Regions from separate parts of the Homo sapiens genome. Here region 2 is linked to region 1. The links are chromatin contacts, found by Hi-C or POLR2A ChIA-PET in ENCODE. All regions are on one chromosome and are shown on one strand. Each heading gives the region's core, a stretch centred on a gene start or an enhancer-like site at or near the end of the contact. The rest is flanking DNA. Distances are from core to core; before and after follow the strand shown.

Region 1 (6,441 bases), core at 1,754-4,253:
TTGATGCTCTACCATATAAAGCAACTATCAGTAACTTCAGGATAACCTCATCAACATTTTGTTAGATTGATTAACAAAAATAATTCTACAAAAATGAAGAGTTTATGGATATTGTTTTCCCTGAATTTTTGCATATTTTCTTAATACCTGAAGGACAATTTTATGGGGTAATATTTTAAAAAATAATTTGACTTTTTTTTTCCTCTTTCTAGGCTATTGAGATTTATTTATTTATTTATTTATTTAAGATGGAGTCTCTGTCGCCCAGGCTGGAGTGCAGTGGTGCAATCTTGGCTCACTGCAACCTCTGCCTCCTGGGTTCAAGTGATTCTCTCACCTCAGCCTCCCGAGTAGCTGGGATGACAGGCACGCACCACCATGCCTGGCTAATTTTTGTATTTTTAGTAGAGGCGGGGTTTCACCACGTTAACCAGGCTGGTCTCAAACTCCTGACCTCAAGTGATTTACCCACCTCAGCCAACCAAAGTGCTGACATTATAGGTGTGAGCCACCGCACCTGGCCCAGGCTATTGGTACTTACTATCCCCAACTTTTATTCTATGCTAGTAATTTGATTTGTAGCTCTGACTTGTTTCTTCCTTGAGATTTTCAATTTATTTGCAGTTTTTTTAGTGGTGTTACCTAGATCTTCAATTTATTTCTTTAACACTCATTTTTAAGGGTCTTTTAAATTTTTATTTATTTTAAAATATTTATTTATTTATTTATTTATTTTTAGAAATGAAATCTTGTTATGTTGTCCAGGGTGGTCTTCAACACCTAGCCTCAAGCAATCCTCCCACCTTGGCCTCCCAAAGCACTGGGATTACAGGTGTGAACACTGAACCACTGAACCCAGCCTAATGTCTTATTTTATTAAAGTTTTTGTTTTTTAAGCTGAAAGCCCTCCTATAAATTTTTCCTTTTATCAGATTTTCTGCTGAATTCAGTTATCTGTGTCTGTTTCTTTTCTCCAGCGTCCTTTCCTTTTTAATTTTCTTCTTTTTTTCCTTTCTTCCCTCCCTCCCTGCTTTATTTTCTTTCTTCCTTATAACTGTATGTAGTATGGTGCATAGCTACTCTGTCATTTCCCTTCATCTTCGTCAGGCTCAGTTTGGGCAACTCTGCCCTGTCCTTTCGCTTATTCTAATTGGTGTCAGTATATTCTCTTTGGTTTCCTTCTCACCATATCTGAGATCTATTGTTATTTCCATCCCTACCCCCCAAATTGCAGTCTGAAGTTTGCCTCTATACACTTCTGTGGAGCCTAAAGTCATGGGGTTGAGGGAAGAAAGGAATGCTATTGGAGATGTCTCTTGACTATGATGGGCAGCCTGGGCTCTGCTCTCTGGAGATTTTCTTAAATTCCTGGAACCACAGTTGGCTTCCTCTAGTGACGTGTTATTCCATTTTTGAGAAAGTTTCCCTGGAGCTTTGGATCAGCCAACCAATTAGAAATTTGAGCCTTGGGGAATGGCAAACCTTGGTGGGCTTTTTATCTCTGTGGAGACCCCAAGAGCTTGGGTGGGACTTGAATTTTCTGGGGATGCATCTTGACTTTTTGCATGCAGTTCTCTAACACTCCTCCCCAAAACTCATATTAAAATTTAATCCCTAATGTGGCAGTACTGAGAGGTGGGGTCTTTAAGAGGTGATTGGGTCATGAATGGATTAATCCATTCACAGATAAATGGATTAATGGATTATCATAGGAGTGGGACTGGTGACTTTATAAGAGGAAAACACATAGTTTAGCATGCTCAGCCCCCTCACCATGTGATGTCCTGAACTGCCTCAGGACTCTGCAGAGGGTCCCCACAACAAGAAGGCTTTCACCAGGTGCATCCCCTTGACCTTGGGCTTCCCAGCCTACAGAACTGTAAGAAATAAATTTGGTTTTTAATAAATTACCCAGTTTCAGGTATTCTGTTAAGACACAGGACAAGAAGGCTACTCAGTTGCAAGCAAGAGCCATTTCTTATGGAAAAGGAAGTGTGAGTCAGAGTGGAGCCAAGAACCTCTGGCAACAGGTGCACAATTCAATTTCAGAATTGCCGGGGCTCAGTGATTGCTCTGAACTTCCCCTTTTAAAACGGTAGTGAACATAGTGGTTTCCTGTGCCAATCTCGCCATTGCAGGTTGGGTGCATGTGAGGCAGAAAACATGTCTCTTTAGTTCACAGGTTTTCAGATGGAGAGAAACTCTACCCACGGAACAGAACCCAAGACGCCTCTTTGCAGCTGGACTTGATGTAGATAAGCTCCAGAAATTGGAGCTGAGTTTGATGTCAAAATAGGATGAGGTGTTTGTTTGTTTGTTTGTTTGTTTGTTTGGTTTTAAGACAAACTCACTCTGTCACCCAGGCTGGAGTGTAGTGGTGTGATCACGGCTCACTGCAGTTTTGACTTTCCAGGCTCAAGCAATCCTCCCACCTCAGCCTTTTGAGTAGCTGGGACTACTACAGGTTTGTGGCACCGTGATTGGCTAATTTTTTATTTTTTATAGAGATAGGGTCTTGCTATGTTGCCCAGGCTGGTCTCGAACTCCTGGATACAAGTGTTCCTCCCACCTCAGTCTCCCAAAGTGCTGGGATTACAGTCATGAACCACTGCATCTGGCCAAGATTTTTTTTTTTTTTTTTTTTTTTTTTTTTTTTAGTGGGAAGTAGGGCAGTGGGGGTAGGTGGGGACGGGTCTTGGAGGAAGTTATATTTTACATATAGGAAAATTTTAACTAATCTGTCTCAGTTTAAAAACATGTCTGCAATTTTTCTGGCACTTGTCCCATTGAGAATTGGGGTCAATCCCCTTTTTGAATCTGGGCTGACCTTGCCGACTCCATCATGATCAGTAGAATGCAGTGGAAGAGATACTGTGTGATTTCTGAGGCTAGGTCAAAAAAGGCTGTCCTTCCATCTTGCACTCTTGGGATGCTGGCTCTGGGTGATGCTGATGTCCATGTGAAAAGTCTGACTACCCAGAGGCCACTGCTGAAAAGAACACATGCAGTGGACACCGGCCAACAGTTCCAGCTGAGTTTAGCCTTTTAGTTTAGCCTTTCTGCCAAGGCCCTAGACATGTGATTGAAGCCATCCTGGGTCCTCCAGCCCAGCCCAGCCCAGCTGGGTACCACAGAATGACCTCAGACATGGCCACAAGGAGCAAAAGAATTCCCCAACTAAGCCCCGCCTGAATTCCAGACCTACAGAATCCACGTGCATCAGAAAAGAGTTGTTGTTTTGTGCCACTAAGTATGGATCCTGGTAGGCAACTCACTGGAACAACTGGTGAGAATTTTCAGGACTTTTGTATTATTTCCTCTTTCTCCTGCACCTCTTCTGGAACAGAGCAGTTGGGGATAGGACCATGACGAAACACATCAAGATATTCTATATTTTTCTGTTGCTACTGCTTTTTGAAGTTTATGGAATGAGGTTCTACTGTTTCCCATGGTGGTTTACTGCTGCTGATTTTTTTTTTTTTACCTGTTTTTTTTTTTTCTCCTATCCAATTCAATAGAAACCAGAGAATGAACATTCTATTGTGAAACTATCCTGCCATCTGCACTTTACTCAGTGATATGGTTTGGATTTGTGTTGCCACCCAAATCTCATGTCAAATTGTAATCCCCAATATTGGAGGTGGGGCCTGGTGGGAGCTGGTTGGATCATGGGGGTGGATTTCCCCCTTTCTGTTCTCCTGATAGTGAGATCTCATGATACTTGGTTGTTTAAAAGTGTGTGGCACCTCCCCCCTCTCTCTTTCGCCCACTCCTGCCATGTAAGACATGTCTGCTTCCCCTTTGCCTTCCACCATGATTGAAAGTTTCTTGAGGCCTCCCCAGCTATGCTACCTGTACAGCTGGCAGAACCGTGAGCCAATTAAACCTCTTCTTTATAAATTACCCAGTCTCGGGTAGTTGTTTTTTTTTTGAGACGGAGTTTTGCTGTTGTTGCCCAGGCTGGAGTGCAATGGCGCGATCTCAGCTCACCGCAACCTCCGCCTCCCGGGTTCAAGCGATTCTCCTGCCTCACCCTCCCAAGTAGCTGGGATTACAGGCATGCACCACCACCCTGGCTAGTTTTGTATTTTTTTTTTTAGTAGAGACAGGGTTTCTCCATGTTGGTCAGGCTGATCTTGAACTCCCGACCTCAGGTGATCCGCCCGCCCCGGTCTCCCAAAGTGCTGGGATTACAGGCATGAGCCACTGCACCCGGCCATTTTTTGTTTGTTTGTTTTGTTTTTTTGTGTTTTTTTTTGAGACACAGTTTCACTCTTGTTGCTCAGGCTGAAGTGTAATGGCGCGATCTCAGCTCACTGCAACCTCTAACTCCCGGGCTCAAGTGATTCTCTTGCTTCAGCCTCCAGAGTAGCTGGGATTACAGGCATGTGCCACCACACCCAGCTAATTTTGTATTTTTAGTAGATGTGGGGTTTTTCCATGTTGGTCAGGCTGGTCTCGAACACCCGACCTCAGGTGATCTGCCCTCCTCGGCCTCCCAAAGCGCTGAGATTACAGGCGTGAGCCACCACTCCTGGTGTCAGGTAGTTCTTTATAGCAGTGGGAGAATGGACTAATACACCCAGAAGTCTATGTTTTAAATGAAAACTTAATTTTAAATAGTACAAAAATATTTGTAAGGTTTTTTATTTTCTTAATCATAAAAAGAACATAAGAGATTAAATAGGTGATATTAAAGAAAGAAAAAGAACGCCCATGTTCTTACAACACTAATACAATACCTGTGAACATTTTGTTTCTCTTTCCCCTACATAGCATTATTTTTTGTCTGTTGATTGAATTCCCTCCCCTCCCAAAGTTTTTTTTTTTTTTTTTGTATTAAGCCAAACCACAAATAAGTATCATTTATGTTAGATGCCGTGCTAGGTGCTGCTGATACAACTGAGAATATGTCAGATACAGCCCCAGCCCTTTTTGATTTAGAGTCTAGCTGGTGAGGTCATTTACCAAATAATGATGCATAATCATTCCATAAATACAAATGATGGTGTTATGAAGATAAAAAGAGGGTGCTCAGAAAGAACTAAGGGGGTACAATTTATTTTATTTTAGAAATTCTTTTAGATTCAGAAAGTACGTGTGCAGGTTTGTTGCACGGGTGTATTGCATGATGCTGAGGTTTGGGCTTCCAACGATCCCGTCGCCCAAGCAGTGAATATAGTACCCAACAGGTAGTTTTTCAACTTTTGCTCTCCTCCATCCCCCCTTCTGGAATCCTTAGTGTTTATTGCTCACATCTTTGTGTCCTTGTGGGGATGCAATTTAGATTGAGGCTCAGGGACAGCTTCTGTGAGAAAGTGACCTTTAGGCTGAGCAGAAGGAGGTGGCAGGAATGTGGAGGGAAGACAATCCAGGTGACGGGAACAGCTCCGAGGTGGGGAAGAGCTCCCAGTGATGGAAGAGGCAGCTTTGTGGCCAGAGCTGGTCAGCATGGGAGAGAGTGACACAAGGGCCTGAAAGAGGACCCGTGTGGCCATGGTAAGCCCATTGGTGATGAAGCCAGGGGCACCAGGTGGACCTGGTAAAGGAGGACAGATTTCACATTCACAAGAATCAGAATCTACTGAACGCTTTTAGGCGGGTGGAGACACGATCAGCTTCATTCACTTCCTTCCCCCATACAGTATTTACTTTTCACTGAGGTGTGATATAATGTATCCAGAAAAAAGTGCAGAAATGTATAACCCAGTGAATTTTATAGAACATTACCAGCATCCTAAAAGCACCCCTTCCACTCATTCCCCTAGAGTAACCACTATCTTGACTTCCAACTATTTGCCTGTTTTTGTACTTTCCATGTAAACGCGGTCATCCAGCAGGTGCTGTTTTCTATCTGGGTTTTTAACTCAACGCTATGTTTATGATGTTCATCCGTTCATTACATGTAGTTGTAGATCATATTTCCTTCTTTAAAAGATCACACTGGCTGTAGCATGAAGAATGAGCAATTTCAAAATTAAGCAAAATATTAAACAGCTAAGAATGGAAATAAAATTCAAGTCAATTTCAAAAAGAAACACAGGGACAGATTTTGCCAGATACCTGGTACAGATTTTGCCAGACATATGGTACATTTTGTTCGTTACTATATCTCCAGAATTTTCCTACCTCTTTCTCCAAATAGAGAATATTTAAAAGTTTTCTTAAAAACCCTGATATATAACATTTGCAATGTTCTCTACAGTTTGCAAAGTGTTTTCCTAATGATTTTCTGCTTTGATCCTGCAAAATCTTATGAATGCCAGTACCATTTCCCTTTTACAGAAGAAGAAACTGGCTCAAGAAGATGAGACATGATGCTTTGTAGCCGAGGAATTGCCTCAGGTGTCACCATCCCCGTCCCTGCGAATTGGAATTTCAGGCGGGGGCGAGCTGCTGGCTCTGCCGGCAAACTCGCCTTATCCCACGCCGCCGAAGGGT
Region 2 (6,113 bases), core at 2,710-5,209, 380 kb before region 1:
GGTTTTCGCCAGGTGCAATCCCAGCCCTTTGGGAGGCCAAGGCAGGAGGATTGCTTGAGGTCAGGAGTTCATGACTAGCTTGGGCTACATAGCAATACCCTGTATCTACAAAAAAAAAAAAAAGAAAAATTGGCTAAGTGTGGTGGTGCGTACCTGTAGTCCCAGCTACTCAGGAGGCTGAGGCAGAAGGATCGTTTGAGCCCAGGAAGTTGAGGCTGCAGCAAGCCATGACTGTGGCACTGCACTGTAGCCTGGGTAACAGAATGAGACCCTATCTCAAAACTAAAAGGAAAAAAAAAAAAAAGCAAATATAACCTCTGAAAACAAAGGTATCTATTGTGGAGGAATCTTAATGGATACAGGAAATATTTGATATATTTTCTGGTTATATCTCTGTCACAGTGTGCTTGTCAGTCTCATTCAGGCACTTGTTCCTGAATTTTTCTTCTCTTCTACTCTGTTATCTATTGTCTAATCAGTATGGGCTTTTCTGCTAATTTGCTTTTCTTTTTTTTTTTAAATTTATTTATTTATTTTTTTTCCGAGATGAAGCCTTGCTCTGTCACCTAGGCTGGAGTGCAGTGGCGTGATCTCGGCTCACTGCAACCTCCGCCTCCTGGATTCAAGCAATTCTCCTGCCTCAGCCTCCTGAGTAGCTGGGATTACAGGCACCTGCCACCACATCTGGCTAATTTTTGTATTTTTAGTAGAGACAGGGTTTCACCATGTTGGCCAGGCTGGTCTTGAACTCCTGACCTCGTGATCTGCCCGCCTCGGCCTCCCAAAGTGCTGGGATTACAGGTGTGAGCTACCACGCCCAGCCTAATTTGCTTTTCTTACTCCAGTGTTAGATAATGAATATTTTTAGTAATCTTCATATTGGTTGCTCATTATCTTGTCTAATTTTAAATTTTATTGGCAGACACACTTGGTCTCTTAAGACTAACTACATTTTGGATTTTGACAAGGAAATGATGAAAATAGCAGTTATTGAATGCTTGTTGTGTGTTAGGTCCCTGTAAATGTTTTATACCATCTTCTTTTCATAATATCCTCACATGGTAGATCTTATAGATCTTATTCCCACTTATTTGACAGAGAGGCTTTGAGGCGCTAGGTGACAAGAGATGCTAGGTGACCTGTCCCACCCTTGGTGCATGATTAATAAAAGATAGACCATTATTTTTCTCAGAATAACGCACGTTTGTTTGTGTGAGAATGGTTATATATGTGCCGATGGTAAACATTCATCTAATTCAGATGCTGCATCTTTTCTTTCTCTAACATGTGCAGCCCTTAGCGAATTGCCATAGCATGCAGGTGCTCAGAATGTGTTATTTGATTATGTTATTTGGGCCCATTGTGCACTCTTTGGAAATCTTTTTAAATTTCTTCAGATTTTCTTTTTGTAATATCCATTCATCTATGTGTATAGGAATATGTTAATTGGACTATAATTTCATAGATGTGGAATTTAGATTTCTTCCCTGCTTCTTTGGTAAAACTGTAGTAAAAAACATTGATTGGAAATACAGTGTTGGGAATTCCCTTGATCGAATTGGATAAAGCATAAAGCATTTAGCAAAGTGCCTGGCATTCCTAATCTATTATTAATATGTGGGTTCCTTTTAGAGTGATGGCTTATTTATAGTGAAGAAGAGCAGTGGGTTGGGAATCAGGTCTCAGCTCTGACTGTAACTAGCTTTGTGTCCTTAAGTAAGCCACCTAACCTTTCTGGGACTCTGTTTCTTTGTCTGCTAAAGGTAAGATTAAGCCTTCAAGAGCCCTCAAACTCTCTTGGTCTTTGTTTGCCAATTTAAAAAATGCAGCTAATGCGTCTCTCTCATAGGGATCATGTGAGCCTAAAATAAAGAGCTTGTGTAAAGTGTGTAAAAGATGCTCAGTATATATAAGGTTCTTTTCCTGTTCTTTTAAAAGCAGAGAAATGCTTAGGACACCCAGGACGCCAACATGAGCATAGAAGGCAGTCTGATATACTGACCAAGAGCAGATAGACTTGGATCCATTGCTGGTTTCATTATTTATGGGACCAGTAACTCTAGGCTTCTCACCCAACCTAAAATGAAGATACTAATCATATTTACTTCTGAGTTATTGAGAAGATTAATTTAAAAATGCTTTTAAAGTGCTTAGCAGAGTATCTGACACAGAGTAGGCATTCAGTAAATTTTATTTACATGTGTAACACTTAGGGTGGGAGACATGGATGAACTACTGGAAAAGGGAAAGATACTGAGGTGGGCTGCCCTAAAAAAGGAAGGTAAGAGGAAGACCTACACTTATTTCACACTTTTGTTGCAGGCCCTGCTAGTTCACACATTGTTTGCTTTGTGATTTTTTTTTTTTGAGACGGAGTGTTGCTCTGTTGCCCAGGCTGGAGTGCAGTGGCGTGGTCTTGGCTCACTGCAACCTCTGCCTCCTGCGTTCAGGTGGTTCTCCTGCCTCAGCCTCCCGCCACCATGCCCGGCTAATTTTTGTATTTTTAGTAGAGACGGGGTTTCACCATGTTGGCCAGGCTGGCCTCGAACTCCTGACCTCAGGTGATCCATCCGCCTCGGCCTCCCAAAGTGCTGGAATTACAGGCGTGAGCCACCATGCCCAGCCATGATATTTATTTTATACCTAAGATGAGCTTAATTCTGTTATGACTTTCTTGTTCCTAGGGTGAGCTTAATTCTGTTATGACTTTCTTGTTCCTAGGGTTTAAATATCAAGGATACTCACTAAAACACTGATAGACCTTTTGTGTTTTCTCTGATTGCTTCCCTTCTGTGCCTGCCTGGAGGCTATAGGTCCTGGACAGTTCCCACATTGATGTTTTTTTTTTCAAAACAGTTTTTTCCTGATGGTACATTTGTTAATGTAAAATAGCTCAAGTAAATGTATGTGCGTATGTATGAAAGAGACAGAGAGAGACAGAGAGAGCTGTATGGGATCCATCAGCTGCCGAGGGTACCCTTTCATCAAGCAGAGTTCACATTGCAGAGCATTGGATCAGAGGGTGGCCAGCAGCTGGAGGGAGAGCAAACTTGAATCTACTTTATAGACCCACTAGTCACTTCCATTTGCCCTTTACTTAGGAGAAAATACACAGCAAAAACTGTTCTTTAGACATGGATGCATCTAGTTTAATAAATCTTAATGTAGTGCTATTAAAAATGAGGTAAAGTCAGGAAATTTTCTACCCCCTCCCAAGTGCTCTTATTCCTAGATATGCAGGACCAAGCATAAAGTTATTTTCACACATTGGGAAGAAATGTTCCATTCCAATTTCAAGTGGAGGTTTTCCACTTTTGGAAGTGCTGCTGAGACTGCAATTATAAACTACAACTATTCTTTTAAAACAGTTCCTGGGATGAATTAAGATCTTGCAGTAAAAATACCATATACAATCTGTCACATTATCTGTGGAACTCTTCCCTTTGCCAGCTTGGTCAGTGAGGGTAACAGCTGCCCAGAGTTCATTGCTAAACGGATGTTTAACAATGGTACTGTGAATTCAGCACTTCATATTAGAATAATGCTTGAGTTCCTGGTATTCGGTTAATGGAGTTTTACGTACAGTGATACAGAAAATATGTGATGCACAGGATTTCAGCTTTTTAAGAATTCTCACCACTTCTCCTCCCATCTCAATTTTGTTGTTGTGGAAAATGAAAATCCCACAGGAAAGCCAAGTGTAGTCCTCATTCCCTGACTTCTGGCTTTGTACTCCATCACTTTCCACTTCCTTCCCCTCCCCTCTCTACACTGTTCACCTGGGCCTAAACGTCTGAATGACTGCAGCCTCAAGGAAAGCTTCAAGTTAGACTAGATGACCTTTAAGGTTTTGTTAATCCTGAGAATCCGTTTGGCCACATCAATGAGCTCCTTTGTATCTACTCAAATGTGATAGAACAGACGAGCATTCAGAGTAAGGGGATCTTCCTAGGCTGGCTGCAGAGAGAACAGTCAGCAGTGCTCGTGCCATGGCTACAGATTACACATCTCACTCTGGGGGTGTGTGGGGACTGGGAAAGGGGGAGCCAGTTTGGCCTGTGGCACATGTAATTTTTATACTTTGAACTACTGAAATGGGTCTGAGTTCTCCAGCTCTTCACAGACCCCATCACTTCCTGTTTTTGTTTTATGAGCAGACTGTTGAGTTTATTTCTGTTGTCTTTGCCAGTCTCTCAAAACATTTGTGTTTGTGATCTCTGATTTAACCAGTCTCCAGCTGATGGTCATTTAGGTAGCCTTCAGCTTTTTAATATTAATAAATATTGCTTTAATAACATCTTTGCATGGTACGCCCTTAGAATTAATTCCTGCAGTAGAATTATTGGGTCAAACTGTTCACAAATTTGAAATTTTGATACATATTGTTAAATTTCCCTATCGTTTTTGGTATGTGAATTGTTGCTTTATATTATTTACTGAATTTTCCATGGAATTCTTATTTTCTTTATTGATTTTAAAGACTTCTTCAGCTATCAAGTCAGGTTATGAACCTTTTAACATATGTGGTAAAGATATTCTGCTAGAATATCTTTTAAAGCTTTGTATATGGTATCTAACTTCAGACATTTAAATTTTTATATATTTTGATTTATTAGCTTTTTCTTGTGGTTTCTGGAATTTTATGTCATCTTTGGGAAAGTTTTTCACATTCTAAGATTACAAAAATATTAACCCTTACTTTGTTTTAGAATGTTTTATTATTTTTTCTTTCTCAATATTTAATCTATCATGTATTTGTCTTGGTGTTAAGAGTAAGGTAGCAATCGAGCTTTATATTTTTCTAACAACCAAGGGTTTAAAAAATACATAATTAATTTAGAATTACCAAATCTTAATAGCTTATAGTACCTAAAAGTGGCTTGTTTTTACAGATAGAAACTTTCCACTTCAAACTCTGAGTTTTAATGTTTTTCGGCTTTTAAAACCTCTAGAAAGAAACTGTGAACAGAACACCGTATTGGTTTTGGCATTAACCTTAATGCATCTCAAATAGGCTGATTCTACAGAATTTGATCCAAAGTACTTCTATGTCTTGATCCTTTTTTTGCCAAGCAAAATTGATTGTTTCTAACCAAAAGGCCTTTAGTGCTAGACTGAAAGAAAAGTAAGGTGGTCCTTCTGTGCTGGTTGTATTTTATATAATTTGGCATCAAGTACAATGCTTTTTATTTTTCTCTTTAGTTTCTTTCTTTTCTCTAGCCTTTGATGGTCCAGGCCTCTTGTTGCTAGGGGGCTTTTTGGGAGACAAATTCAAATCCTTACTGTCTAGCTCATTGTTATTGTATCTTTTAGTGAGTTCCTTTTTTCATGGTAGTTCAATAAGTGGTTACCAGGGGTCTTTCTTTGACAGTTATTACTAGCTTCTCTTGTATAGTGGGATTTAGCTGTGGGTTGATTTGTTGTGCTGGTATGTTTTCAACTGCAGCGATGCATTGCTCTATCACATGGATTCTTTTTATAGCTTCATTAGAGGTGTTTTAGTTCCTCTTTTGAATATTTATCTGAGTATCTTAGTACCTTGGCAGTCACACTATCCTAAATTATTATAGTGCCTTCTAAAGTAGATTTTGTCATTGAGGCTTATGTTTAGGTCAGGCTTGCAGGCAGGGAGACAGATTATGCCATTGTGGTTGAGAGGCATATAGTGGTTAAAACCACTGGAGTTATTCTGTTAGGGCTCATAGCCTATCTTCTCCACCTATTATGCCACCTGTCTAACCCTTGATTGTCTTATCTGTCAAACATGGTAAAGTCATACCTCTTTCATAGGGCTGTCGTGAGTATCAAATGAGATGCAGGTTGCGTAATCCCAAATCCAAAAATCCAAAATCCAAAACACTTCTGGTCCCAGGCATCTTGGATAAGGGATACTAAACCTGTAATGCACGTAAAGCACCTTTAGGACAATGGTCCTTACTGCTGGCCTGCAATAAGCACTTAATAAATGTTATTATTTTCTTCTTTTTTGGTGTTGGTTTGCTCTTCTATAATGTTACAATGCTATTTTGTTAACCTTCTAGTTGTAAAAACACACTCATTATAGAAAGTTTAGAGACTGAAGAAAAGCTTAAAGAAGAAAATGTCTCTTACAA

The links. A loop is a pair of places that touch in the nucleus more often than their neighbours do. ChIA-PET counts read pairs that join two places held with the same protein, here RNA polymerase II (POLR2A). Pooled maps may share reads with other maps.
Region 2: a loop to region 1 is called in a map of MCF 10A, with 4 times the contacts of the local background. The contact joins two enhancer-like sites. A Hi-C loop is called at or near these places in 1 of 168 maps with a recorded cell type or tissue (MCF 10A) and 4 of 50 pooled maps. POLR2A ChIA-PET finds 5 or more read pairs at or near these places in 2 of 52 experiments (MCF 10A and Panc1).

What each region holds. Positions count from the first base shown.
Region 1 is chr20:45,430,433-45,436,873 of GRCh38, forward strand. The region is part of intron 2 of LOC105372631 (a long non-coding RNA gene); the gene reads left to right. Among named protein-coding and RNA genes, the nearest start is that of MIR6812, 8.1 kb to the left of the region's middle. Within about 2 kb of position 3,004, at least 13 of the 41 ENCODE cell types and tissues checked have a DNase peak (open chromatin) inside an H3K27ac peak, as active enhancers do.
Region 2 is chr20:45,046,157-45,052,269 of GRCh38, forward strand. All of the region lies in intron 10 of STK4 (serine/threonine kinase 4), which reads left to right. Among named protein-coding and RNA genes, the nearest start is that of KCNS1, 52 kb to the right of the region's middle. RefSeq lists a silencer at 5,674-5,743. Within about 2 kb of position 3,960, at least 4 of the 41 ENCODE cell types and tissues checked have a DNase peak (open chromatin) inside an H3K27ac peak, as active enhancers do.